Linked DNA regions of Homo sapiens: region 2 is linked to region 1. Evidence: read pairs that join two places in POLR2A ChIA-PET (ENCODE). Cell type or tissue: Panc1. All regions are shown on one strand. Each heading gives the region's core, and the rest is flanking DNA. Links, peaks and the distances in the headings are about the cores only.

What was found. Peaks named below come from ENCODE experiments on the same cell type or tissue, not always from the same donor. Only the 100,000 strongest peaks of a DNase experiment are listed, where the experiment ranks them.
Region 2: POLR2A ChIA-PET joins it to region 1 with 7 read pairs; 1 of 35 experiments calls an interaction of 5 or more read pairs at or near these places.

What each region holds. Positions count from the first base shown.
Region 1 is chr5:126,678,369-126,681,174 of GRCh38, forward strand. No RefSeq gene overlaps it. Among named protein-coding and RNA genes, the nearest start is that of SPMIP10, 48 kb to the left of the region's middle. In Panc1, for the core only: a CTCF peak has its summit at 1,323; a DNase peak (open chromatin) is centred at 1,363.
Region 2 is chr5:126,864,234-126,867,039 of GRCh38, forward strand. No RefSeq gene overlaps it. Among named protein-coding and RNA genes, the nearest start is that of LMNB1, 89 kb to the left of the region's middle. In Panc1, for the core only: no CTCF peak of the experiment used is centred there; a DNase peak (open chromatin) is centred at 1,268.

The DNA.
Region 1 (2,806 bases), core at 37-2,536:
AGATTGTGCCACTGCACTCCAGCCTGTATGACACAGCGAGGCTCCATCTGAAACAAACAAACAAACAACAACAAAAAAGCAACAACAACAACAAAAACCAGCTCTGGCGTGGTGGCTCACACCTGTAATCCCAACAGTTTGGGAGGCCAAGGTGAGTGGATCACTTGAGCTCAGGAGTTCAAGACCAGCCTAGCCAACATAGTAAATCCCATCTATACTAAAAATTCAAAAAATTAGCCAGGTGTGGTGGCATGGGCCTATAGTCTCAGCTACTTGGGAGGCTGAGGCATGAGAACTGCTTGAGCCTCGGGAGGCAGAGGTTGCATTGAGCCAAGATCAGGCCACTGCACTCCTGCTCAGGCAACAGAGGGAGACCCTGTCTCAAAAACAAACAAACAAAAAACCCAGCTTCTCACACACTATTGGGACCTGGAAGAGACTGATTATGAGACATCCAATGATCATGAAATTAGAGTGAGCTGCCTATTATGATCTACCAAGTCATAAACTCGCAGATGTCAGTGCATTCCATCATAAGGTGGAAACAGTACATCTGAAACTGGGATCAGGTAGGTCCGGAAGGCACAAATAATCTGTACAAACTGATGTCAGTAGTCCAGGCTGACATATCACCCACTATTCTTACACAAACATTTTTCCTTCAGCTCATACCTATAGTTTCATGAGGCTTCACTAGGACCACCCAATAGAGAAAGAAAAATCCTGGCCTTGGTATGTTGCTATAGGCAGAAAAGAGACTGTTGCTGCTCTACGGCCCATTTGGGCTGAAAGATAATGGTGGACGCTAATTATCTCAATGGCCAGAAATTCAGGGGACGGGGGACTCCTGGTTGTCTACTATGTGTGGAGAGAAACATTGCCCAGCAAAAGGTGGGGATACATGGTTCATGGGCAGTGGCAAGTGGTCTGCCGGCTTGGAAATAACAAGACTGAAAAAAATTACAAAGAATGCCTGGAGAGGCTGGACATGGTGGCTCATGCCTGTAATCCCAGCACTTTGGGAGCCCGAGGCAGGTGGATCACCTGAGGTCAGGAATTTGAGACTAGCCTGGCCAACATAGTGAAACCCTGTCTCTACTAAAAATACAAAATTAGCTGGGCATGGTGGCACACGCCTGTAATTCCAGCCCCTTGGAAGCTGAGGCAGGAGAATTGCTTGAACCCGGGAGGCAGAGGTTGCAGCAAGCCAAGATTGTGCCACTGCACTCCAGCCTGGGCAGCAGAGCGAGACTCCGTCTCAAAAACAAACAAAAAAAGAATGCTTGGAGAAGAAGCATGTGAGTAGATTGATGGGAGTGGGCAAGAAATGCCAGCTAATGTCCACTAGAGAGCATGCACTGCAGATGAGGCTCTAAACAGGCAGTCACCTAGTGGATGCCAGCTAGCTTCTATCCTCAGCCACACCAGCGTTTGCACAGTGGTTTATGAGCAGAGTAGCTGTGGTAGAAGCAATGTGGGTTATGCGTGAGTTCAGCAGCATGGGTTCCCTCTCAAAAATGCTGATCCAGTTACTGTTGCTGCTGAGTGTCCAGCCACAGGAACAAAGAGCAAAACTGAGCCCTCCAGGCAGTACAGCACCTTGAGAAAACCAACCGCTACTTGTTGGTAAAATGATTATATCAGACCCCTTTCATTCTGCAAAGAGCAACAATTCAACCTGGGCAACACTGTATTTATTATAGCCTCAGGACCAGCCGCAGCAGTCAGGGTTGTTCAGTTTGTTCCACTAGCCTTTCTCTTTTAAGGTCCCAGAAATTGCACCAGCCAGAATCCCAGAAAACCTGCAGCCAGATGGACTGACATTAACATGAGAAACATTTGGAGCTGAATGGTACAAAGGGTAGACTGTAGCAGATGCTGTTGGTGCCCTCATAAACCCCCCTAGACAGGCTGGTGTGCCAGCATTGGCTGCTAATGGTTTACACATGTGCTCCTCCCCAGAGATTTGCATTTGGCTGAAGGGAGCTGCCTAAGCCTCAGATGACTGAAAGATTAACATACTCCCCACCCCACAGATAATCTGTGGTCAATGACTGTTGGATGCAGGGGAATAGGCCCAGCCCCTTGCTTCCGGAAGGTTCACCAAACATTTGTGCTCCCCCTTCCACAGTGCCCGGAGGCAGTGTCCAGCCATAGACTGCATTTCTCAGCCTCCTTGCAACGAGCCAGGGCCATGTGGATAGTTCTCATCAGTGGAATGTGAGAGGAAATGAGATGTATTCTCTCAAGACCAAGAAGATTAAGAAGCCTTCTCTGCTTGTTCTTTCTCCATCCTTCATCCTGCACGCAGAGGACATGGAAACCCTACAGCTGGGTTAACCCTACTGGTTAACCCTACCCAGATTAAAGGAGCTTGGGTTCCTGAATCACCTCATGGAAGGCTGCCACCAGTCAGGAACACCTGCACTGTTAAGTGAATGAGAAATAAACTTTTACTGTGTTTAGCCACCAAGGTTTAGGAGTTGTTTTATTTTATTTTATTTATTTTATTTCATTTTATTTGAGACGTAATTTCGCTCTTGTTGCCCAGGCTGGAGTGCAATGGTGCAATCTCGGCTCACCGTAACTTCCGCCTCCCAAGTTCAAGCAATTCTCCTACCTCAGCTTCCCGAGTAGCTGGGATTACAGGCATGTGCCACCAAGCCCGGCTAATTTTTCGTATTTTTAGTAGAGACGGGGTTTCTCCATGTTGGTCAGGCCATTCTTGAACCCCAGCCTCAGGTGATCCGCCCACCTAGGGCTCCCAGAGTTCTGGAGTTACAGGAGTGAGCCACTGCGCCCGGCC
Region 2 (2,806 bases), core at 102-2,601, 190 kb after region 1:
CCATTTCACGGAGTCCTACAAACAGCTGCCACGTGGAGAGGCGGGCCACATGGAGCAGCACTGTGCCATCGGACTGTGTAAGACACCTGGCAGAGGTACTGCCCAGCTGTGGCCAGATCAACCCGTGGAATAATGAGATACAATAACGTAGTTGTTTTGGACCACTAAGTTCTGTTACGTGGCACTAGATAAGGTTATGAGGATTAAATAAAGTAATTTTATTTTTTTCTCTTTTGACACAGGGTGTCGCTCTGTCCACCAGGCAGGAAGTGCAGTGGCGCCATCTCGGCTTACTGCAGCCTCGACCTCCGGGGCTGAAGTGATCCTCCCACATCAGCCTGTTGAGTAGCTGGGTCCACAGGTGCATACCGACACACCTGTCTAATATTTTGTATTTTGTGGAGAGCTGGGGGTCTCACCGTGTTGCCCAGGCTGGTCTCGAACTCCTGGGCTCAAGCCATCTGCCGGACTCAAGCCATCTGCCTGCCTCAGGCTTCCAAAGTGCTGGGATTGCAGGCGTGAGCCACCGCGCCTGGCCAGGAGGTAAGTTTTAAAGTGTTGGATAGGGCCGGGCTCATTGGCTCACGCCTGTAATCCCAGCACTTTGGGAGGCCAAGGCGGGCGGATCACGAGGTCAGAAGTTCGAGACCAGCCTGCCCAACATGGTGAAACCCCACCTCTACTAAAAAAAAAAAAATAATAAAATAAAATAAATTAGCTGGGTATGGTGGTCGCGCGCCTGTAATCCCAGCTACTCGGGAGGCTAAGGAAGGAGACTTGGGCCTCCATAGCCGTTTCAAGACGCCCTAGAAACAGATGCCACGGACTGAACCCCGGAGGTGGAGGTTGCAGCGAGCCGAAATTCCCCCACTGCACTCCAGCTCTGTACGACAGAGTAGGATTTTGTCTTAAAAAAAAAAAATCAAAGTGCTGGATAGTGCATGGCTCATGAGAAGGGCCTGGCACTATATACATATTTGTGGAATAAAAAACAAGGACCTAATGGTCACAGAAATAGTGTCATGACCAAAAATGTAAGATTAACTTAATTCTTTGCACATGATGTTCACAGATAAGCTAAAACCTCTGCTAAAGACTCATATATTCATTTCCTTGATGGGAAAACTATGGCCCTGATTGATAGATGAAAAGTGTATTCCAAAAAAGAGAGTGTCTCATAACGAAGCAGGGCTCCCTGAGCCAACTCTCCTTCTGTTGTCTTTGTGCACAGAATTTAGAGCCTCAAGAAAGCATTGGATGTATGAGCTCAGTGACTCACGAATGTCTCATTTCTGGGAACACAGACAACTGATGGGCTATATTCGTTTTCCTCTGTAGCACTAGACCCAGAACTAGCAAATTTTTATCTGTAATGAATTCTCAATTAACCCTAGGTCTTGGTATCAGGAAATACAGGGAAAATAAAAATCTACCCATAATTCAAAGATCTCAATCAAATCAGTAATTTCAACCTCCAGAAAGTTATCTTAATAGTTCTTTTTATTCCCAAGCACAGTGCACAATAAATATCTGTTGATTATTTAAAATTAATCCCTCTTCCATTTGAATAAGAGTTAAAACAATTTGTTTATGGTCTTTCAAATTGATTATTAAAATTGTTCTTTGAAACCCTGGCTAGGGCAAAATAACCTAGATGGTAGCAACAGTGAGTGAAAGGATAGAAAGGGAGTGGCACCACTGTTCATCTGTGAAGCGGGAGCTAAGCCTTGTGAATCTTACAAGAACTATATGAGGTAGATACTGTCTCCATTTTACAGGAGCAAAAACTGAGGCTTAGGTAGATGGGGTCACTTTTCTGCAATCTGCAGCTGGGGCATTATGGAGCCAGGATTCAAACTCACGTCTTGGCTGTGCATGGTGGCTCATGCCTGTAATCCCAGCACTTTGGGAAGCTGAGGAAGATGGATTGCTTGAGGTCAGGAGTTTGAGACCAGCTTGGCCAACATGGTGATACCCTGTCTCTACTAAAAATACAAAAATTAGCCAGGTGTGTTGGTGGGCACTTGTAATCCCAGCTACTTGGGAGGCGGAGGTGGGAGAATCTCTTGAACCTGGGAGGCGGAGGTTGCAGTGAGCCGAGATTGTGCCACTGCACTTCAGCCTGGGTGACAGAGGGAGACCCTGTCTCGAAAAAAGCCGCACAAAAAGCTTTCATGTAGCCTTACTCCCTAGCTGGTTCTCTTTTACTCTATCACGTTGGGAAGAGGAGACAGTATCACCCCAGAATGACTTAAATAGCAAGGGGAAGGCAAAATGTCTTAAAGCCAATTCCTAGACACTGAGACTTTTGTGAAGCCAAAAAAAAGGAGCGTATCATCTGAAGGCATCAATAAAAAAAGAAAAGAGGCCAGGTGCGGTGGCTCACGCCTGTAATCACAGCCCTTTGGGAGGCCAAGGCAGGTGGATCACAAGGTCAAGAGTTCAAGATCAGCCTGACCAACATGGTGAAACCCCGTCTCTACTAAAAAATACAAAAATTAGCTGGGCGTGGTGGTGCGCACCTATAATTCCAGCTACTTGGGAGGCTGGGGCAGGAGAATCGCTTGAACCCAGGAGCCAGAGGTTGCAGTGAGCCAAGATCGTGCCATTGCACTCCAGCCTGGGCGACAGAGCAAGACTTCATCTCAAAAAAAAAAAAAAAAAAAGAGAAAATTGGTGGATCATAGCCCATGTATTTCTGCAGAACTGACACATTTTGAGAGAGTTGGCAGTTGCCCAGATATCACAAGCCATAGTGCCAACTTCTCATGACTCCAGCCTCAGCAGCACCAGGCTTCATGTGGTC